Regions from separate parts of the Homo sapiens genome. Here regions 1 and 3 are each linked to region 2. The links are chromatin loops, found by intact Hi-C in ENCODE. Cell type or tissue: gastrocnemius medialis. All regions are shown on one strand. Region 1 has its middle 110 kb from the start of LINC02543. Region 2 has its middle 130 kb from the start of DTNBP1. Region 3 has its middle 20 kb from the start of MYLIP.

Evidence for each region. Hi-C counts contacts between places; a loop is a spot of excess contacts. Peaks named below come from ENCODE experiments on the same cell type or tissue, not always from the same donor. Only the 100,000 strongest peaks of a DNase experiment are listed, where the experiment ranks them.
Region 1: it touches region 2 in a loop (6-fold over the local background); 1 of 110 quality-filtered maps calls a loop at or near these places.
Region 3: it touches region 2 in a loop (2.6-fold over the local background); 1 of 110 quality-filtered maps calls a loop at or near these places.

The regions. Positions count from the first base shown.
Region 1 is chr6:15,882,362-15,890,361 of GRCh38, reverse strand. No RefSeq gene overlaps it. Among named protein-coding and RNA genes, the nearest start is that of LINC02543, 110 kb to the left of the region's middle. In gastrocnemius medialis, no CTCF peak of the experiment used is centred here; a DNase peak (open chromatin) is centred at 4,541; H3K27ac peaks cover 695 bases.
Region 2 is chr6:15,790,384-15,798,383 of GRCh38, reverse strand. No RefSeq gene overlaps it. Among named protein-coding and RNA genes, the nearest start is that of DTNBP1, 130 kb to the right of the region's middle. In gastrocnemius medialis, no CTCF peak of the experiment used is centred here; DNase peaks (open chromatin) are centred at 1,823 and 4,893; H3K27ac peaks cover 5,582 bases.
Region 3 is chr6:16,104,589-16,112,588 of GRCh38, reverse strand. It overlaps the pseudogene MDH1P2. Among named protein-coding and RNA genes, the nearest start is that of MYLIP, 20 kb to the left of the region's middle. In gastrocnemius medialis, no CTCF peak of the experiment used is centred here; DNase peaks (open chromatin) are centred at 4,998 and 7,748; H3K27ac peaks cover 5,920 bases.

The DNA.
Region 1 (8,000 bases), 92 kb before region 2:
ATTGTTTAATTGGCTATAGTTTCATTCTTTTACATAAATACTGGGGATTGATTTATAAAATACCTAAAAATGTTCAACAACTGTAAGCCCTACTGTATACCAGGCCATGTTCAGGAAGCTAGGCATTTCCAGAACATTCTATGCACTGATATTATTTTGTCTTTTTTTGTTTGTTTGTTTATTTTGAGACAGAGTCTCACTCTGTCGCCCAGGCTGGAGTGAAATGCCACGATCTTGGCTCACTGCAACCTCTGCCTCCCAGGTTCAAGTGATTCTCCTGCCTCAGCCTCCTGAGTAGCTGGGATTACAGGCACACATGACCATGCCTAGGTAATTTTTGTACTTTCAGTAGAGACAGGCTTTCGCCATGTTGTTCAGGCTGGTCTTGAACTCCTGACCCAGGTTATCTGCCCGCCTTGGCCTCCCAAAGTGCTGGGATTACAGGCATGACCCATCACGCCTGGCCTTGCTCTGATATTATTTTGGAGGGTTGCATAATTTTACAATTCTATAATGGGTAAAGAAATATTCCACTAGACATGGGTAGGGTTCAGAGGAGAAAGAAAAGGAGAATCTGAACCACAAAAATAAATAAAATTAAATAGTTCTTTACTGTGGGATTCCTCAGAAACTTTACTATACTAGTGTGCATGTAAATCTTCAAGAGCATTTCTCAAGCACATTTGATCACAGAATCCTCCCACCACCCTCTCCACATTCCATTGCCTAACATCTTCTGGAACATTCTGGTGAGTACTTTGAGAAATGCTAGTTCAAAAGGTTTCTATTTGGCAAGAGGAAAAGAGCAGGGTGCTGAAGGAAGCACAGACACAGAGCTGGCGCCCTCAAGGACTTGATTCCACATTGGGAACAAAGGCTTTGTCTTCTGGGAGGCCGACCTCAGAAGTTGATGGGTCTTTTTTATCATTGCTTGTTAAGACCAGCAGCAGAGCAGTTGGTTGATCAGCAGTGTCGTTGTCTCCCAACTGCTGTGAGCCATAAGGAGTTCCACATGTGGAAAGTCTGTTAGTAGCACAGGACGTTTGGCGTCCCTGTGGAGACAGAGTGAGGATTGACAGCATGTGTTTGGTGCTCTTCTCTGGCCAGGGCAGAGAGGAAAGCAGAGGGAGATAAAGGGTCCAGTCCCGCTCAGACCTAGCACTCCCTAGGACTGCTCTGCTGACTGCTTCCAAATTCTGGCAGCGTGTGCCTAAGCCAGCTTTCTTAGGTATAAAATGGGGATATGTACTACCTAAGCGTTCTTGTGGGGACTAAGTATGAACCATAAGGACCTGTGCAAATATTGGAGGTTACTTTTTTTTTGGAGACAGGATCTCACTCTGTTGCCCAGGCTCAGGCTAGAGTGCAGTGGTGCAATCATGGCTCACTGCAGGCTTAACCTTCTGGGCTCAAGCCATCCTCCTGCCTCAGCCTCCCAAGTAGCCTCCCAAGTAGACGTGAGCCACCAGGCCCAGCTAATTTTTAATTTTTTTTTAGAGATGAGGTCTCCTTATGTCGCCCAGGCTGGTCTCAAACTCCTGGGCTCCAGCAATCCTCCCATCTCGGCCTCCCAAAGTGCTGGGATTACAGATATGAGCCACCACACGCAGCCTGGAAGTTACTTTCATTATCATAATTATTATCACCAATAAGATTCTCTTGCTAAGTTCATCTGAATGATAACCCAGGGGAAACTTGATTTGAGAATCCATAACCATGCACAATTTTTGCACTAGTTTTTCATAAATGTTGCAGAGCAGGAGAGAGAGAGATGGAGAGAGACACACACACACAGTCATTTATTCAACAGTGTGGGGGTCCTAGAGTCTTTAGAAGGAAAGTGTTTGTTGTATGTGCTCTCTGAAACCTTGAAAGTGAGCTGAAAATCCACATCATTCTACTGTTTAATAGTCCATGGTCTCCTGTCATCATTCCAAATGTGTCTTATTGACAGACGGTTTCTTTGGGAGAGCACCTCAATGATTAATTGAATAGAAAACACCACTCATCTTTCTGCAGGCCGGCGCTTGTTTAGTAAGGTTAAATTGAAGCAATGCACAAGGAATGGAGAGAGTAGAAGAGCAGCTTATTTTCCTTCAGGCTTTTCTCATCATCCCAATTCTATTTTTGCAGACATGACTGTGAACATGGAGACAGCTTCCACCCACCTTAACCAGACATATCTAGTCCTGCTGGCGACTCTCAAGCTGGAGCCTAGCAACCCAAAGTCATGGTTCTTTTCATTAATAATCCTTCTTGATCCACTATTTCATCCTGTTTTATTTACTAATTTGCTAGAATATGCATTGAACTTATTCTCGAATTGGCACTGTGAACTCTCTGTTCCTCCTTTTATTGTGCAATTTCATTCTGGGTGGGTTTGTTTTGTTTCTAGCTAAATAGCTTCCCTCCTTTCCCCTCCACCCATCCTGTGTGAAGATCCACCCTTTCTTTTTTTGGTGCCACTTTCAGGCCCTGGACAATATCTCCCTTTGATGGCCTTCCTCTACCCAGATAGAACTCCGTGGAGTTTTTCTGTCTGCTGAGACCATCCACGTGGTATTTGGTCTAACGGGCCCCAGCATGCCTGGAGAGATAGAAATACACATGCGCTTTGAATGGGACCTTTACTTCTAATACACAAGAGAATTATGTCTTTCTGCTTGATAAATATGACCATGCTGAGTGCCCCTGACTTTCAATCTTACAAAAACCAAAATAGCAATAAGCTTTCATGCATGTACTTGGGTTTCACAGGTGCCATCTCATTAAGTCCCCAATCACCAGCTCTCTGCTGAGCTTCACTAGTGGGAGTGCGTGCTTGAGCAACCTTCTCCTCATTCAGAGTCAACAGGAAGCAGGCAAAGGTGCAGCTTGCTCTTGGGGGTCTGGAAGTCAAGAGAAATCGGTTGTTTTGAGGACTTAAGAGAACTTTTTCAATTCATAAGCTCCATAAAATGTAGGGGAATCTCTTCTAAAATGTAAACAGCCATATTATAGCTTGGGATATGCTACAAATTAGGTGTGAATGTACACACTGAGGCAGGTGCACCTTGCCCGGGACCCCTCTTTCCCCACCTTCTACCCCCGATATCTCCACAGATTCCCTCCCTCCTTTCACTGAGGTTTCTGTTCAAATATCATCTTATCAAAGAAAGTTCCTCTGAACTCCTCTTCTAACGAAACATCCAGACTTGTCCCCTCCCATCCCCTTACATTGCTTTGTTTTTCCTTTTAGCACTTATCATGAATAACATACTACTTTATTATACTCTTTTTAGTAAATATCCAATACCATGTAAAAAAATAGTAAAGGTTATAATTTTAAAACAATAAAAATGATTTTTTTAAGTGATAGACCAGGGTAAATTAAAGAAAAAAATAAGGAAAATACTTTTTAAAGGCATTGTGCTATTTCTTTAGTTATGGTGTTTGAGATGCTGTGTGATATGGGGGAAGGGGCTTGGCTTTGTGGAGACACAGACTTTGATGCCCGTTCTGGCTCTCTGATGTCCAGGCTTAGTGGCATTGGTTCAATCCCTCGCCCTTTGAACCTCTATGTCCTCATCTGAACACAGAAATAATCATTCGTATCTTTCTAGGATAATGGTAAAGATCAGCAAAAAATCTACAGTGTGCCTAGCATGAGGTCCACCCTTATTAAATTAGAGTTACTATTGTTACCTTAATTTAAATTCCATTAGTGATATGTTTCCTTATTTAATTCAAGTAGCTGATAGCATTTAATTTGTGAAATCAGTGTCACGAATGACATTTCTCGCTTTGGACAGGAACTGAATTACTTATTACCATGGAAGAGTAAGTTTACTCACTTTGCAATTATAATATTAATATAGATTCCTGGTACTTCAGAAACTGTTCAGCCTTATTGATACACAACTGAAAAATTAAAATAAGCAATGGTACCGCCCACCAAAAAATAGAAAGAAAGAAAAAAAGAAAAGAAATGAAAAGTCATAGCATACTACCTCACCAAAGGAGGCAGACAAGGAGGCTTAAGCTATACAACTTGATCTCTGACCTTGGAAAAATGACCCAAAGTACAGTGTGAACTGATGATAAGTTCTTAATAACTGACTTGTTTTCTGAGAGCCTGGCTATTAAAAAAAAATTCCCCTTTCTGACTATTATTATATTCAATTTAAAAATATTATTAAGTGATTGCAACTTATCACACCCTATGCTTGGCCTTGGAATACCACTATGCATGGGTCAGATCCAGACCTGTTTCCCAGGACTCAGATGCCAGTGGGAAATAGAGACAAGTATAGATTCTCTACCACCCAGTGTGGTAAGAGTAATGATGGATAGGAAAGCAGCACATATTACAGTGTTGGCAGCCATCTGTTTCTTCAGTTGCAGTTGGTAGGTGCATAGGTTTATTTTTATGATTCTGCATCATAACGTACGTGTATATTACATACTATTTTGATATACCAAGTGTTGCATAATTTAAAAGGCGAAGTAAGAGGGCTGTGGAGGCAGCCAGTGCATCCCTGTTATAACCTGGTAGATGTCACATCTAAGCCAAAAATAGAATGATGAGTGTGAGCCAGAGTAGGGAAGACAGGCAGTGGAAAGTATTCTCAGGCAGGTGGAGCACGGGAAAGAGGTCTGGAAGGAGGTGAGGGAGAGCAGACTGAGTAGTTTAGCATGGCTGAAATGTGGAGTGCGAGGCAGCAAGAGATGAGGGATGGCAGTAGAGACCTACACAGGACCGCAAACACAAAAGGCCTTGTGAGCCAGTCAAGGAAATGGGACTCTATTTCAAGGACGGTGAGGAGCCATGGAAGCATCTTCTAAAGCTGAGTTACAGGATTGGACTCACACCCTAGCTGCAGAGTGAATAGTGAATCAAAAGGAGCAAGACTGGAAGCAAGAAAATCACTGAAGACACATTTGTTTACTCATACGTTTTGCAAAGATCAGAAAGTTTTAAAATGCACAGCACTGGTAAGAGTGCAGACAGGCAGGGAATATAAATCGACATGCTCTCTTTAGAGGGCAATTTGTCAATATCTATCAAAATGAAAAATTCATATGCCTTTGATCTAACAGTTCCACTACTGTTAGGAATATATCTGGCAAATAAACTTGCACACCTAAGAAATGTGTGGAAAATGTTGTTTCAGCACTGGTAGTATGAAGATTTTTAAAATAAGTTGGATCATTCTAGGTAGAGATAAAAAGAGCACTGAGGGGCCAGGCACCGTGGCTCACGCCTGTAATCCCAGCACTTTGGGGGGCCGAGGTGGGCAGATCACTTGAGGTCAGGAGTTCCAGACCAGCCTGGCCAACATGGTGAAACCCTGTCTCTGCTAAAAATATAAAAATTAGCTGGGCGTGGTGATGCATGCCTGTAATCCCAGCTACTTGGGAGGCGGAGGCTGCAGTGAACTGAGATCGCACCACCACACGCTCCAGCCTGGGTGACATGAGCAAAACTCCATCTCAAAAAAAAAAAAGAGCATTGAGATGTGTTAAGTGATTAAAGCGAGATCACAAATATTGGGTATAGTATTCTGTCATATAAATATCAACAGATATGTTTACTGATACACGTATATCTTTGTTGATGCACAGAAAAATATGTAGAAGAATGTATTCTTGGTTTCCTCTGAAAAGAGAGCACCTGATCTGGAAGAAATGAAAGCTTACTTTTCACTGAATATAGTTTTCTTTTTTCTCTCTTTTTTTTTTTTTTCTTGAGACAGGGTCTCACTCTGTCACCCAGGCTGGAGTGCAGTGATGTGATCTCAGCTCACTGCAGCTGCCACCACCCAGTTTCAAGCTATTCTGCCTCAGCCTCCTGAGTAGCTGGGATCACAGGCACACACCACCATGCCTGGCTAATCTTTTCTGTATTTTTTCTTTTTTTAGTAGATATGGGGTTTCACCATGTTGGCCAATCTGGTCTCAAACTCCTGGCCTGAAGTGATCTGCCCATCTCGGCCTCCTAAAGCACTGAGATTACAGGTTTGAGCCACTGTGCCTGGCTGTTTTCACTGAATATAGTTTTCTATGATGTGATATTTTCATCATTTTTACGCACTTTTTTTTCTTTTTCTGAGACAGGGTCTCTATCCGTCACCAAGGCTAGAGTACAGTGGCGTGATCATGGCTCACTGCAGCCTTGACCTCCTGGGCTTAAATGATCCTCCCACCTCAACCTCACAGGTAGCTGGGACTCACAGGCATGTGCCAGCACACTAGGCTTATTTTTTAAAATTTTTTGTGGAGCCAGGGTCTTGCTATGTTGCCCAGGCTGGTTTCAAATTCCTGGGCTCAGGCAATCCTCCCTCCTTGGCCTCTCAAAGTGCTGGGATTACAGGCATGAGTCACCATGCCCAGAGAGTATGCATTATATATATTATATATATTTTATATATAATATATACACATATGTGTATATATACGTATATACACACACACACACACACACATATATATATACGTATATATATACACACACATATATATATTTTTTTGAGACAGAGTTTTGCTCTTGTTGCCCAGGCTGGAGTGCAATGACGCAATCTCAGCTCACAGCAACCTCTGCCTCCCGAGTTCAAGCGATTCTCCTGCCTCAGCCTCCTGAGTAGCTGGGATTACAGGCATGTGCCACTACACCCGGCTAATTTTGTATTTTTAGTAGAGATGGGGTTTCTCCATGTTGGTCAGGCTCGTCTCGAACTCACGACCTCAGGTGATCTGCCCACCTCGGCCACCCAAAGTGCTAGGATTACAGGCGTGAGCCACCGCACCTGGCCATATTATATTTTAATTAAATGCAATGGGGATTTTTTGTATGTGTGTTTAGAATGAATTTTCCAGTATCTGGCAAAAGATGACATGACCTGTCATTCTTCAGTCCTGGCCTACCTAGGCAAGCCTTTATACCCCCAGAGTTCTGGGAAGAGGGCTCTTCCAGGGTGGTCTGCATGCCTTCCAGTTTTCTACCATGGGAGAGGAAGGGAAAGCAAAAATCTTCTGTTTTAGAAATTTAGGATAATCAGGGATCTAATTATAAACCTTGTGCTGTTTATCAACTCATCCCAAAGACATGTTGGGTCCGTCTCTTATACCTTGTCAGATTGTCTCCTAGACTAAGCCTTGTTCCAAACAGCTGCTGAAGCCCTCTGTCCTGGATGGGCCACGGCAGAGCTGGAAATCAGGCCCTTGGAAGGCAGCCCAGAGAGGGCTTCCTGCATGCCCAAGGCCATCTCTTCCCACTCTCTGCTTCCGCTCAGGCCCACCCGTCCTCTCTGCAGCCTGAGCAGAGACAGCACACCTCCGTTAGGGGTAGATGATGCCCAGACGGTGGAAACCAGGCCTGGAGAAGAGAACTCTTCCCCCACACATGCATCCACACAGAGGTTCATCAGGGAACCTTTCCACTAGACCCTCAGAGACAGGGGCACTACCCCTCAGGATTCCCAGCCGGTGAACTGAGACTCAGTTGTTTTCCTGAAGGTTAGCCAGGGGCTGGAATCCAGCCCATCCACTCCGTCCTTGTTCCTGCCCCTATAACCTGTGTATAAAGAGCTCTTCATTTATAATTTGGTGTTTACTTCAAAATACTCCAGGGGACTTCTGCCCCATCTTCCAACCTCCAAGATTCTGAATAATTTATTTTAAAAGTTGCTCACAGCATGTTTGCTCCATGAGGTGCGGTAGGGGAAAAGAGAGTGTTATTTGGAAAGGCTGTTTCAGTTGATAGAAAGACAGGTGAGCAATTGTTTTTATTTTCTAAAATCCTCATGCAAATATATCTGTACATGTAATGGCTAATGATGAGCTGGCAAATTTGGCTTGGCATTGAATGAGATCCAGCTCAAAATTAGAATAAGCCAGCGGTAAGACCAAAGGCCTCTCAGCCCAGGTTTCTGTCCGACCATTCCTTTCATTTGCATCATGGTTTCTTAATTTTGAGAAATAAATAGCCCCCTTTTAAGGGGGGAAAAAAGTGTTCGAGGAAA
Region 2 (8,000 bases):
TCCACCAAGTGCTATATTTATAGCTATGGTTTTATTATCAACGATATAAATCAGGGCTAGTCAAATGAAGAGACACATAGGGTAAGATATGGGAGGATCCTGAACACAAGCTTTCATCCCCAAGGAATCAGGGTGCCCCACTCTCCCAGCACATAGATGTGTTCACCAACCAGGAAGCTCCAACACACTTCAGTGGCCAGAGTTTTTATTGAGGTTTCATTACAGAGGCATGATTGATTGAATCATTGGCTACGTGATTGAAATCAATCTCAACTCAAGCCCCTCTTCACACTCCAAGTGTCTGGAGATCAGCTTGATACCATGTGGCTCAAAGACCAAACCCACTAATCACATGGTTTTCCTGGCATGACCAGCCCCATCCTCTTTTTTTTCTTTTTGAGACAGAGTTTCACTCTGTCACCCAGGCTGGAGTGCAGTGGTGCAATCTCGGGTCACTACAACCTCACCTCCCAGGCTGAAGCAATTATACAGCCTCAGCCTTCTGAGTAGCTGGGATTATACGCATGTGCCAAGACACACAGCTAATTTTTATATTTTTAGTACAGACAGGGTTTTGCCACATTTGCCAGGCTGGTCTCCAACTCCTGAGCTCAAAGTGATCCACTGGTCTCAAACTCCTGAGCTCAAAGCAATCCACCTGTCTCAGCCTCCCAAAGTGCTGGAATTATAGGCATGAGCCACCGTGCTGGCCCTCCTCCTCCTCTTGTCATCTGGAGTCATTTCATTAGCAAAAACTATCAGGGCCCACCATGAATAGCAAAGACACTCCTATTGCTTGGGAAATTCCCAAAATTTAGAATCTCCCTCCAAGGAACAGAGATAATGACCAGATAAATTCTTCATTATGCAACAACTCCCTCTTGCAGATCCAATGACCATAGTTGTACTTCCCAGCAGCATTCAACACGGTGAATTGCTTTCCGTTTCTTGAAAGTTTCCTCACTGAGCTCTCAGCTGTCCTCCTACCCCACTGGGTATGTCTTCCCTTTTGCTGGATTCTTCTCTAAGCATCCTTCTGGCCTTTAAGTCTCAGAGTGCCCAGGCCTCTTCTTTGTATGTTCTTTCACCCAGTCCCATGCCTTTAATTAACAAAAGTACACTGATGACCCCAAATCTTTATTATCAATCCAATCATTCCCCTGAGCACCAGGCTTATCTAGCCAACTCCTTACTCCACCTGGACATATGAAGGGCCTCAAACGTAACACATCTATTAGCAGAAAATGTGTCTCGTCCATTCCTGGTGTCCTCTTCTTATGAAAGGAGTTCAATTCATGGAACTCTAGGCCTCACTCTGCCCTTGACTCACTCCACTGCCTCGGGGGTTCTGATGAGTAAAGTCTGGGCATGCTCACTTGGGAGCAGAGAACACTTGTTCTCTTCTGTGCTCTGAGATTCACTGAGGAGCTCAACCTGGACAGCATTGCCTGGGGCCGAGAGGTAAGTTTGCTTAATTCTGGAGTTTGGTTAGGGGGTGATTTGATCCCACTCTAAGCCGCTACCCCCAGTTGTCCTCTATCAGTAGTAAAAGTAATATTTCAGTGTCTATCTCTAGTCTTTCTTTTATTTCTCAGGCAGAGAAGAGGGGTGGCACTTATGAGGGATCCCTTTAAGGTCCCCCACCAATGCCCAGAGCTCTTGATTTCCATCGCTGAACATGAATCTATCTAAGTAAATGACAATTCATTCCTTCCAGTTGCTCAGATTCTTTACTGACTGTTCTTTCTCTAAATATATCCTGAAATCTGGCTACTTTCCACCACCCCCACATCTATCAGGCTATTTCAAGCTACATCCTCTCTCATCTGCCCTACTGGTGTGGCCTCCTGACTGGTCTCTCGACTCCCACTGTCCTCTGCTTATGGTTCGGTTTTTTACACAGCAGCCAGAGTTATTGATCTTACAGAAATGAAGTTCAGACCATGTCATTCCCCCGCGGCTTCCCATCATACTTAGAACCCTGGGCTTTCACACATGACCTGGCCCTGACTCTCCATCCTCATTTCCCGCCACTCTGCCCTGTGCTCTCCCTCTCCAGGCACAGTGCAGGCTCCTGCTGGAGGACTCTGAGCTCCCTCTGCCTGGAGCATTCCTGCCCAGACATCGTGTCTCATTCCCTTGCACCCCTCAAGTCTCTGCCCAATTGCCACATCTCAGTGTGTTGAGATTCCTTTCTAAAGAGCTGACACCATCCTTAGTACCCCATGACCTCTGATTCTTTTCACTACTTATTTGTTCCATATTTACTGATTTTTATTTATGTTTCTCTCTATCAATAGTGGGGGTATATTAGTCTTCTGGGGCTCCCATGACAAAATACCATAGGCTGAGTGGCTTCAACAAGAGACATTTATTTTCTCACAGTTCTGGAAACTGGAGGTCCATGATCAAGGTGCTATGAGGGTTGGTTTCCAGTGAGGGTTCTCTTCCTGGTTTGTAGAGAGTTGACTTCTTGCTTTGTCTTCACATGGCCTTTCCTGTCTGCACATGTAGAGAGAGAGAGGAAGGTCTCTGGTGTCTCTTCCTCCTTTTTTTTTTTTTTTTTTTTTTTTGACGGAGTCTCGCTCTGTCACCAGGCTGGAGTGCAATGGCGTGATCTCAGCTCACTGCAACCTCTGCCTCCCAGGTTCAGGCGATTCTCCTCAGCCTCCCAAGTAGCTGGGACTACAGGTGCCTGCAACCACACCCAGCTTTTTTTTTTTTTTTTTTTTTTTTTGTAGAGACGGGGCTTCACCATGTTGGCCAGGATGTTCTCGATCTCTTGACCTCATGATCCGCCCGCCTCAGTCTCCTAAAGTGCTGGGATTACAGGCATGAGCCCCCACGCCAGGCTGTCTCTTCCTCTTTTTATAAAAATACTACTTCATCGAATTAGGACCTCACCCTTATGACCTCCTCCCAAAGGCCTCGATAATGGGAAGTAAGCTCCTTGATGGCAAAGACTGTCTTCTTTGTTTACTCTAATAACTCAATACTTTGTTCTAGTGCTTGGCACATGGTAGGCATGCAGAATTGTTGTTGGGAAAAAAATATCAAAAGCATCAGCTTTGAAATCACATCATTGTGGATTCTAGCCCTAACTCAGCAACTTACTAGCTGTGTGACCTCAAACAACTAAATCTCTCTTAGCCTGAGCCATCGGATAAGGCTTCTAATCTGTTAAATGGGGGTAGCAATAATGTTGTTGTGGAGATTAAATGAGAAGCTGTATGTAAAGGTCTTAGCATGGTTCATGACACAAAGTAAGAACCTAATATGGGATAGCTGCTAATAATATTATCAATATAGACTTATACCCATCTCACATGGGTAAAAGGGTCACCTGGACTTTATAGGAGTTGCCCACCCAATATCCATTATTCATCATCTCCATCTTCCTTATTACCAAAACTCCTATGTTCTTGACTGCAACAATGTTCTTGGTTAACAGCACTACATTTCCCAGCCTCCCTTGCAGGCAGTGATGGCTGTGGCATGTAGCTCCGGCAGATGTTACAAAAACAGCAGTGCGTAGATGTCGGGTTGCCAGATTAGCAAATAAAAATACAAGACCCACAGCTAAATTTGAATTTGAGATGAACAATAAACAACTTTTTATTATAAGTATGTCCCAAATATTGCATGAGACATACTTATAAGAAATTATTTGTGATACATCTGCAATTTCAATTTAACGGGGCATCCTAGATTTTATCTAGGAACACTTCTTGGATGGGACATTTGAGAAATTTCCTTAGAAGATGTATCAAGGTTCTTCACAGAAACAGAACCAATAAGGTGTGTGTTATAATATATAATTATTGCCTTGTGTGTTTGCACTTCACTACTCTGTGAAGTGTTCTTTACGCAGAGGCTGTGCTGGATAGGTCAGCACGATATTTTTCACCTAAATGTTCAAAGCAGTAACCAGACACTGAACTATATCAGTAGTCAACCCACCAGACAAGTCCCACTCATTCTAACTGTACCTCTTTTCTGCTCCTTCCAAATATTCCTACAACCACAGAGCACTGTCAGCTACTGCCATGGGCAGAACTGAGGGCCACCCAGGGCCCAGACATAAAAGAAATCCAAAGCAACTTGTACATAAGCAGTACGCTAGCAAACCAAACTGGTGACTTCCATTTCTGTGACATAGCCACATTGTTTTAGAATTCACAAAAAATGCATAGAAGAAGTAAACACTAGAAGAGTAAAGGCTGTGAATTTGCCCAGCTGTCCAGAGACCCTCCTATAGACAAAGCTAAGCTACTTAAGTGCTTGTTCATGGCTATAATTTGACACTTCTGCTTCTCTGGCCAAGGGACTGAATCAAAACTAAAATTATGCTTTGACCTTGACTCTGAGGTGTACATGGCTATTTCAGTGCCTTGGTCCCTGAGCTCATCTAGATGGTAAGATTTTTGAGAGTGAGGAGCTTGTCCTCACCATCTTTTAATCTCTTGTATTCCCTACTGCTGAGCTTCATTTATAATCAGAGCTCAATAAACATGGATTGGTTCATTGGCACAAGTTACTGAAAAGTCATTGGGCTTCTGTGAGTTTGGCATGTGATTGAATGGAGGTAATAGTTTATTAATATACAGTTAGCTTGTAGGTTATGAAAGGAATGTCTAAAACATACAAAGAACTTTCTAGAAATCTTTTTTCCATTTATAGCACTAGAAGGGAGAAAAAAGTCATAGATAATTTTAAATAATAATAGGAAAAAAGGTGTCTTGCTGTTGCTAGTAGAGCTATTTTGACTGATCCCGATATCAGCCCCTGCCTCATGCCTGGGGAGATGCTCTAGCTACAATAGACTCATGCACAGACACCTGTGAGCTCTGCAGCTGGGAAAACAGCCTTGAAGCCTGACCATGCTGCAGGGCAAACCGTCAGACAGTTTGTATGCTGGGAGTGATAAATTCCTATGAGCTGTGTCACGAGTTATCTACAGAGGCAGTTGTGAATGGCTCTCCTTACAAAGTTGGGTTCCTTCCATCCCAAAGGCTGTGGTCTTCTCTATATAGTGTATCAGTTCCATGGCTCTCTGAGTGTCTGCTACATTCTTCTCTTTCTCTGCAGTCCGACTTTCTCCGCAATCAGACTTTCTCCAGATGGCAAAAAGTATATCTACCACACTTGCCCACTAATAGCCAGTGTTATGGGCTGAACTGTGTCCCCAAATATTCATATGGTGGAAGTCCTAGCCCCCAGTACCTCAGAATGTGACTGCATTTGGAGATAAGGCCTTTAAAGAGCCCACTCAGTTGAAATGAGGCTGTTAGGGTGATCCTAATCCAGTATGACTAGTGTCCTCATAAGAGGAGGAAGAGACACCAGGGATGTATGTGCACAGAGGACAGTCCACATAAGGATACAGGGAGAAGGCAGTAATCTGTACACAAAAGAGAAAGACCTCAGAAGCAAGCAACCCAGCTGACACCTTGATCTTTGACTTAGGGCCTCTGGAACTGTGAGGAAATCAATTTCTGTTGTTTAAGCTTCCCAGTCTTTGGTATTTTCTTACAGCAGCCATTGCAGACTAATACAGTTCCCCACAGCACCCCAACTTTACCTCTTACAGCCTCTGCACCAACAGAGAGTGACTCTCTCAGTTCTAGTTCTTTAGGTACCCCGAGAGAACTGGCCTGACTCAGTCTGGTCCATCTTTGGATGTAGCAGAGGACCCATGACTGCACCCACAGAGCAAGGGTGCTAGCCCTTCACACCGTCCTCCCCTCCATGTGTTCCTGCTGATGCAGTCAGAATTTGATCAGAAAGGCAGAACCACTAGGATAGCCTTACATGCACACATCCACATGAATTTATCATAGGGATTTCATCTTATGCAATTGTAGGCACTAGTTTCTACAAGGCTGTTTCTCCGTGTCCAGTGCTGGAAGTTGAAATTTGCAAGTCAGGTAGCATAGAAGGAAAGATGAATGCAAAGGGGATTCTGTGGACTGAATTTTGTGCACTCTCTGAAATTCATATGTTGAAGCCTAATCCTCCATATGATGGTATTTGAAAGTGGGGCATTTGGGAGATGATTAGGTCATAAGCCTGAAGCCCTCATGGATGGGATTAGTGCCCTTGTAAAAAGAGACACAGAGAGATGATCCTGGAAGGAAAAGCAAGAAAGCAGGCATCTGTAAACCAGGAAGAGGGCCCTCACTGAGAACTTGACCATGCTGGCATCCTGATCTCAGACTTCCAGCCTCCAGAACAGTGAGAAATAAATGTGTGTGGTTTAAGCCACCCACTCCATATTCTGTTACAGTAGCCCAAGCTGATTAAGACAGTGGGGACAGTAAGGACAAGCCAGAACCTGCAGGATGGACTAAACCCATGTCATTCCCTCACTGCCTCCAACCTCCAGGGTGGGGCGTCCTGCAGGATCCAGAGCCAGGCCTCTTTTTTATGGAGCTTAACACCCATCTGGCCCAGGATTTGCAAAAGCTGAGAGAGGATCCAGGAGAAGTGTAGTAGCTGCAGGCCTGCTGCCGTCTCTCACCAGCAACATGAGCCGGCAGACAAATGACAACACATGCACGGCTGCCACAGTGCCGAGCTACCGAATGCACAGACAATATGATGCTGTCCTGTCCTGTGCAAGATGTCTCTTGTGGCCCACCCTAACTGGAATTATGCAGAAAAGGGAATTCTGGGAAGCACAGTTCAGCCTTGCCATGGTGACATGTAACAATGTGGCAGGCCAGGTCTCACTAACACAGGCCTCCATAACAACTGTTTCAGTACTGACTGAGTGGTTAGTTAAATATTAAAAGCTAAGAAAAGCCAGTGCCCTTATACAAAGGCTGGAATGTAACAAAAGCCCAAGAGTTTTGCGTAGGCATTTCCTGAAACTCGGGCATGACAAAATAATGAAGGAACTCTTAACAGGACACATTTATGATTAAACAAGTTTCATTGTGGGTCTGAAGAAACTCCTCTGGCCTCCACAAACCAGTTTACTGGGGGGTCTGAACCTTCATGATTTAGCAGGAAAGAAGATAAAGAGTAATCACCCCAGCACCTGGACCCATTTAAATTAAGTAAATTTACTGAGGCTCCAGAGGAAGGTCTTCAGGACTCAGACCTTTGTTATAGGTCTGTTATATATTAAAAGAAGTTAATCACTTCGGTCTTTAGATAAATGCACACTTACACACAGACATATAGCTTAGAAGGTATATAAGCTCTGGAAAACTGTGTAATTTGGAGTTGGTCTGGTGATAATTTCCAGGCCTTCTCCCTATAGCTGGTTACAGAAAGAAAAACTCTCTTCCTCCCCAGTCCATCTGCATCTCATTATTGGGCCACGAGAAATAGCAGCCTGACCCTCAGTTTGGTCCAGGAACAAGGCACCATACCTGCCAAGCATTGCTTCTCCCTGCAGAATTGCGTGGTTCTTCACCAGAGGCCTCTCTCTCCTGCTCTTCTCCTTTTCTCACATTCGGCTTCCCACCTGGTTCCCTCCTCACTTCCTTCCCATTTTCTCCATTATCCGTGAAGGCCAAAGTGCCAAATGATTGGGCATGTTTCAGAAATTGTTAGGATTAAGAAGGGCCCAGAAGGGCACTGCAGACCCCCAGCAGGGCTGTGTGGATCACTGCCCTTCAGTAGGTGGGGAACCTGGGGTACAGACCCCCCGGCCCAGAGCTACTGGCACCCCCTGCACCAGTCTGAAACAGGCACCAGTCTGAAACTGGTCTTTTATTCTACCCTTTGGATCCCAAAAAGTGAGAATGAGGCAGATTAAAATGATAATTTTACTTTCTCACATTTGGAAACGCATCTAGCTAGTACTGAGCGATATTCTTGAAACAGGATTTTTTTTCCTCCTTCCCAGAAGGGCAAGAGTATCTTATTATCAAAAATGGAACTTTAACAGATTCAGAGAAAGTGCTGTACCATCCCTCAGAAGAGTCTAAATCCAGATTCTTTACACATATTCCATGGATATAAATCTTGCTTTTCATGACCCCTCGTTG
Region 3 (8,000 bases), 310 kb before region 2:
GGATTCTTATGTTATTCAGTGAGCTATAATTTGTTACTGTCATTATTTTGACACTCAAATTGCACAAGATTTGGCCAGTGAGAACCCTTCAAGCTATTTCCTGTGTTCTTTTGACATGGCCCCATCCTTCTTTGAACACTTCTTTACTTTCTGGTTCAAGATGTTTCAGGATCATTTTTTATTTTCTCTTTTCCAACTCTGGAATCAGCCATTTCTCCAAGAACCCCTTGTTCCTTTTAGCGGAGAATAATTGTTGTTTTGTTTTGTTTTTGAGACAGGGTCTCTCACCCTGTTGCCCAGGCTGGACTGCAGCCATGTGAACTCGGCCCACTGCAGCCTCAACCTCCCAGGCTCAAGTGGTTCTACCACCTCAGCCCTCTGAGTGGCCGTGACAACAGGTATGTGCCACCATACCCTGCTAATTGGGAATAATGTTTAGAAACTAATATTTGAGCACTAGGAGTACTCATTGCTACAGGAGTGTCATTGCTTCTAGGCCCTTTCAGCAGAGAGCTAGGATGTGAGTGTGTGTGTGTGTGTGTGTGTGTGCACTCACACATGCAGTTTACAGGAAGGGTTCCCTGAGAACTGAATGCAGACAGAAATAAGTGAGCAGAACGTTTGTTAGGGAGCGCTCTAGGGATGAACTACTATGGAATGCAAGGGAAGGAAGCAGGATTGGGCACAGGGAGAAGATAGGCTGTGATGCGGTCTCCACAAAGACCTCAGTTGACCCCATGGGAGCTCTGATGCTGGATGTTCCTTTAGAGTTCTGAGTTGGGATGAGGGATTCAGGCCTTCATACCCCTGAGTCAATCAGTCATTGAATATGAGCCTCCCCAGGAAGGGTTCATGAAGTCGGGCAAGGTGGCTCTCTTTAGCTAAGGCAATTCCAAAAAGGGCTGGCAGCTGAGACTTGTTAGTCAACAATGTTTCCAGCATTTTTGATAATAAATCCTTCAGTCATGAAAAGACTGGGCAGCAGGGATTACTCATGACTCATCCACACACATGCTTATCTCTATCAATATCTGCCTGCCATCCATCGATCCATCCACCCATCCATCCATGAACCTATCTATCTGTCTTAAAAACCAGGAGTTTGGCCAGGCACGGTGGCTCACACCTGTAATCCCAGCACTTTGGGAGGCTGACGCAGGCGGATCACCTGAGGTCGAGAGTTCGAGACCAGCCTGACCAACATGGAGAAATCCCATCTCTACTAAAAATACAAATATTAGCTGGGCATGGTGGTGCATGCCTGTCATCCCAGCTACTTGGGAGGCTGAGGCAGGAGAATCGCTTGAACCCAGGAGGCGGAGGTTGCAGTGAGACGAGACCATGCCATTGCACTCCAGCGTGGGCAACAAGGAGTGAACCTCCGTCTCAAAATAATAATAATAATAATAATAATAATAATAATAATTACAAATAAGTATTTGTTATTTATTATATTGTGTTAATCTTATTTGAATAACATTTACATATTTGTTATTAATGTATATCTATTATTGCATCATGGGAAGTCATTTTAGCTTAGAAGATTGCAAGTCCAGTGTAGTGGAGGGCTTGAGAGAATACATGCTGGAACCAGACTGAGGATGTGAAACCTTCTCAGATGTGTGGCCCTGAGCAAATCATTTAACCTCTCTGTGCCTCAGTTTCCTCATCTACAAAATAGAAATATCAACTGTACGGTTTTACTAGACTGTTAAGCATCTCAAAGTTAACACATCTAAAATCCAAATTTCCATGCTGGGAGCAGTGGCTCATGCCTGTAATCCTAGCACTTTGGAAGGCTGAGGCGGGAAGATTGCTGGAGCCCAGTAGTTCGAGACCAGCCTGGGCAACATAAGGAGACCTTGTCTCTACAAAAAATACAAAAATTAGCCAGGTGTGGTGGTGCGTGCATGTAGTCCCAGATACTTGGGAGGCTCAGGTGGGAGGATTGCTTGAGTCCAAGTGGTGTTCGAGGCTGCAATAAACCAACATTATGCCACAGCACTCCTCCAGCAGGGTGACAGCATGAGACTCCATCTCTTAAAAAAAAAAATGAAAATCCAAAATCCAATTTCTGTCTTCCCCTTCCCCTTCAAGACTGCTGCTTCCTCAGTTTCCCCAAAGTAAACTGCAACTTCATCAAGTGCTCAGGCTCAAAGCCCTGGAATCATTATCGACTCCCCTCTTTTTCCCCCATCACATATCTAATTCACCCATGAGTCCCAGGTTATTACAATAATCCCCTGACTGTCCTTCCTATTTCTGCTTTTGCCACCCTAGAATGTATTCTCCACCAATAGCCACAGTGATACTTTTAAAAACAAATCTTTTAATGTCACTTCTCTGCTCACAGCCCTCTAATGACTTCCTGCCTCGCTCAGAATAAAAGCCAGAAAGCTGGCAATGGCCCACCTGATCCAGCCCTCTGTACTCTTGAGTCTCATATTCTATCCCTCTGGCCTGTGGCTCCCTGCCCTGCAGCCACACTGGCCTCCTTGCTGTCCCTGAACTGAACATGCTTGCAGCTCAGGGCCTGTAGCACCAGCTGTTCCCTTTGCTTAGAAAGCCTTGTTCCCAGATATTCCTACCCCTTCTCCTACTGATCTTAACTCAAAGCCTTCTATGACTCCCCTGTTTAAAGTGGCAGGCCTCAAATCCAGCATTGCCTACCTCCTTTCCGGCTTTATTTTCCTCCACAGCACTTCTCATCGTCAGGCACATTACACAATTTACTTGTCTATTTCATATGGGCTGTCTCCTTCCTCTCCTCCTCCACCCTCTCACCCCCCAGGCATGTAAAATCCATGGGGCAGGGACTTTTGTTTTGCTCACTGCTATATCCTCAGCTCCTAGAAAAGTGCTCGGTGCATAGGACACCTCAATAATTAATATGTGTCCAGGGCTCCCAAGACCACCTCCAGGTTCAGGGATTTACCAGGGGGACTCACAGGACTCAACATAGAGTCATACCCATGACTAAGATTTATTACAGCAGGAGGATGCCAGGCACAAACAGCAAAGGGAAAAGACGCATGGGGCGAAGTCCAGGGAAGTCAGACACAAGCTTCTAAGGAGGCTTTCCCACCAGAATCACACAGGACACACTTAATTCCTCCAGCAATAAGTTGTGACCTCAGGTCTGAAGTGTTGTTTACTAGGGAAGCTCAATAGAGGATTAGGACTTATGGTTTTTATTTGGGGCTGGTCACTAGGCACCGCTGCCCAGCACATACCCAAATTCCAGACGCCCAGAAGGAAAGAGATTGTTTGGCAGAAACCATATTGTTTGTACAGTTTAGGCACAGTGAGTCCTTCTTATCAGTTCTGGGAATGGTGGGAACCCTCCCCAAGTCCAAATTCCTGGACACCAGCCAAGGGCCAACCTCACAAGCAGGCCTTTCTAAAGATAGCAATCTCAGGCCTGCCATGTTAACTCTGCACAGCGTGTTAAAAAAATTTGTTACTTTTCAGTTGACAAAAATAAAGCATTTTAGAAAACAAGAGCAAGATAAGGTCAATGAAAGAAAATCTTTCATTTTTTTGCACATTGGAATCATGGTGATAAATTTTGATCTTACTTATGCACACACAAACACTGTGCATATTTTTAAAGTAGCTTGGCCTGGTAAGAAGATGTGGATGGAACCTCACACATTTCTTGGATTCTATACATTTTAGGATCTATTTCTGAAGGGAATGAGAAGAAGCAAAATCTAGATGGAACGAGTGTCTATCAGAGAGAGTGGAACCTGTGACTGCCTTTATTGTTTTTTATTTGAATATATATTTTTATTTAGAATGCAGGATTAACGGCATGATAATAAACTGTCACTCACAAGTCTGTACTGAGAAGCAAATAATCTTCAAAACATGTTGTTTTTCACGAGTAATTTACACATAGCAGTATTATTATTTAGTACTAGTGTCAAAGACGACATTTAGATTCTTCAGCTTTAGGGCATTTAGCAACATCAAAATGATTTATAGTCAGACAGAGGAAAGCAATTCTAAAGCAGTTTCTTTTTCTTCCCTGCCAGTTCCTTTGCAGTAAGATCCATCTTCTTACATGAGGAATCATTAATGGAGAGAGCTTCAACAAATTTCCAGGTCTTATTCTTGAATACGACAGAGAATGAGTAGAACGATGACTGGGAATACCATAGGAGTCACTATTAGAGATAACCCCACTGGACACAGACTCTCCCTATGGGGTTCCAAGCCAGATGTCTCTGAGGTGGTTGGAGATGGCTCTTGTAGTGGACATTGTCCTGGATGGTTTTTGAGCCTCGATGACAGCAGCACCATGTTGCTGCACAGCCATGAATTCTCCCTGGGGCCAGCTGTCATGTTTCAGAGCTTCATAAACAACTTCCTTTGCTTGCAATTTCGTCTTGGCTTGGTTGACATCTGGATACTGAGTGAAGGAATGGTTTCCCCAGATATGTAATATTCTTTACATTGTCAGCAGTCACACCAAGTTTAAGAGTAATTTGAACTTGAGTTTGGTTGTGATCCAAACAAGTCAAGCAACTGAAGTTCTCATTGAAGATGGATGGAACCAACTTGGAGGCAGTCAGGCAGTTGATATTGGCTGGGTTTCCCATAACAATAACCTTAACGAACTTCTTGTCATATTTCTCCAAGGCTGCACCCTGCCATTTGATGATTTTTACATTTTCAGTAAATCTTTCCTCTCTTGGCACAGAGCCCAAGAGAATGGCCACATCCAGGTCTTTGAAGGCAACTTCTTTGTTTGTTTGGATGACATCTGTCAGGAGGGGAAGGGCACAGTCTTGCTGTTCCATTAGGACACTGTTCAGGACAACAAGCATGGGGGTGATATCCAATGGCACAAGAATGATAGGCTAGTCTTCACCAAAGACAGATGCATTTCTAATACTGTAGAGCAGTGAATATATGATTTGACCAGCTGCCCTAGTCACAAGGATTGGTATTGATTCAGACATAACGGGGAACTGTGTGACAATTTTAGCACTTGCAAAGTGAGCCTCAGGGAGTCAGGTTACCTCTACTGCACAACTGACTTGTGACAACCTTTAGCACAATATATTTATATTTGGTTTTGGTTTTGCTTTTTGGATACCCAGTGCTCAGAAAAGTAGCTGGCACATACAAAAAGCTGCAAAAATATTTGTACAGCAGGTAAATGATACACTATAAATGCTAAAAATGATTCCATTTCATAGACACATGAGTAAATTCAAGCTATATCAAAAACAAATGTGACTTGTGGCAGATGCTGAATATAACTTGAAGATTGGTATTAGAGCTACTGTGAGAAAACAGGTTAAAATATTTTTATTGTACCATACTTAGGTATGTTGGAATGGTAAGTAAATAGTTGGCATTGCTGCTTTTGTTTGGTTAAGCTAAAACAAGAGAGGGAAAACACGCACGCACGCACGCACGCACACACGCACACACACCCCTGAAAAACATCTGGTGTTGTGTGGAATTGGGGAAGGAGAATCCCTAGTTCTCTGAATCAAGACTTGCTTAGAGCAGTCTTCTTCAATGCGAGACTGTCATCATGATATTGAGACTGTAGGGAAACTTCTCAGGACAGAAGCTCCCAGAAAACTTAAGCCAAAATCATTTTTCAAGCTATAAGACCAGTAAAAGAAAAGCTGGCTTACGGCTGGGCGTGGTGGCTCACACCTGTAATCCCAGCACTTTGGGAGGCCGAGGCAGGTGGATCACCTGAGGTAGGGAGTTCGAGACCAATCTGGCTAACATGGAGAAACCCCATGTCTACTAAAAAAAAAAATACAAAATTTTCCGCGCTTGGTGGTGCATGCCTGTAATCCCAGCTACTCAGGAGTCTGAGGCAGGAGAATTGCCTGAACCCGGGAGGTGGAGGTTGCAGTGAGCCGAGATCGTGCCATTGCACTCCATCCAGACTGGGCAACAAGAGCAAAACTCTGTCTCAAAACAAAACAAAAAAAAAAAAAAAAAAAGGAGCTGGTTTACTGAAGTCTGAAATGAGATAGGTAGAAGAGATTTAAGAAAAGTATGTAGTCTTGAATATATCTTGTGGTTTTAGAACTGTTTCCCATTAAAGCTTTTTTAAAATAAATATGTTTTGCCTTATATTTTTAAAGCATTATTGAGGTGGAATACGGTACTTTAACTTGTGATGATAATTAGCATGGCCTTTGTATATACATATATATTTGCATATGTGCATAAACATACACACGTACACTTTTACTCCCATTACTGATTAAAAATGGTTACTTTCTACTAGCTTAGGTAAAATACAAAATTTATTTGTAAATTGTGGAGAGATTAAAACAACCCACTTTAGAGGGGTGACATTAACCCATTCTCATGCAGGCAAACTCCACTCTGCTTCATACTTGTGGCCTCGTGGCTGACACAATCTTTAACAACATTTTAATGTTCAAGAGTAAAAGTAAGAAGAAGAAACAGTCTTGTGAAAGACAACAGTAATGTGATGAAACACTTAAGAGTTCTACATTTCCGCGTTAAGTCACTATCCCTCTAAAATATTACTGTGGAACTTCTCCTAGGCAAATATTGACTCAACACATAAAGGGGCCTCAAGCATGTTTCTAGATATAGGATTTGAAAATGAATGCTAAACGATTTTTCTGGGCTATAGTACAATGAGATATTCCTAGAGTTTTAGAGATGAGTCAGTTCTTAAGAGACCCAGATGTAATTTTTCACTGTACAGACTGAGAAAGTAGGCCCAGAGATTTTAAGACATTTGCCTAAGATCATATGACAAGTTCTGGGCCAGTGGAAGAACCCATATCTGCTACTCCTGGAATTCTCTCCAGGTTATCCTACCGCTTCCTTCAGTCTCCAGAGAAGGGATTCAGGCATTAAGCACCCACTATATATATATAGATATATTATATATATAGATATATATATATATAAAATTCATATAATTTATCTATATATATAAATATATAAAAATACAGCAGGCATGTCCAGCCTTTTTGCTTCCCTGGTCCACACTGGAAGAAGAATTGTCTTGGGCCACACATAAAACAGCAACACTAACAATAGCTGATGAGCTAAAAAAAAGAATTGCAAAAAACATCCATAATGTTTTAAGAAGGTTTACGAATTTGTGTTTGGCCACATTCAAAACCATCCTTAGCAGCATGTGGCCTGTGGGTCGTGGGTTGGACAAGCTTGATATTCAATAATCTAGAAGCTTCTGAATTAATACAGGTTTGATCAGGAAGTGATTTTATGCCTCTCAGGCTGAAGTGGGCGAGGCTTGGCTGTATGATGCCATTTTTAGGTTGTACTCAAGAATGAACAGCTGGGGAAAGTATACCCTCATTTGGTTTTGCCATGAAACCCAGGAATCTTGGAATGTCCATCGAAACTCTGGAAACTTTGGATATTAACTCTATGAGAATCCTAGCACTTTGGGGGTCTGTCTTTTTTCTCAAATAATGCTGCTTTGTAACAAGCCTGCCTTCCTTTGGTTTGCAGACTACCCTGAGCCAGCTGGTGAGCCTAAAATATCACGCTGGCCCATCCAACTCGAATTTAGGGCAGCAGTTTGAATTTAGTTGCAAGTAATACATTAAAACCTGAAGAATGTTTTTGGTGTGTAGCTATATATTTTGAAAAAACTAGGGGATTGCTCGTGCTTGGGGATTCTCAATGACACGTGACTCCAAAAATAGAACATGGTGGCCATCTCTCCAGGGCTGACTGAGGTGACAACATAGTCGCCCAGCTGGAGTTGCTGCTGAGAGGTACCCGCCCAGATTTGTGGTAGTGCAGCTTGTCCCCTAGATCTGCCTGCAGGCTTTGTGGATATGCCCCCAACCTCTCGCATGCTCAGTACTCCCCCGGGAGCAGTGAAACACAGAACCTCTAGTCATTTTTTGCTAGCAATCTAATGGAAAGTGGCATTTAAGTTTACTGTGTTTCACTCGTACCTCATGATTACAAGCCCACTCTGAGCATAACCTTAGCAGCATAGC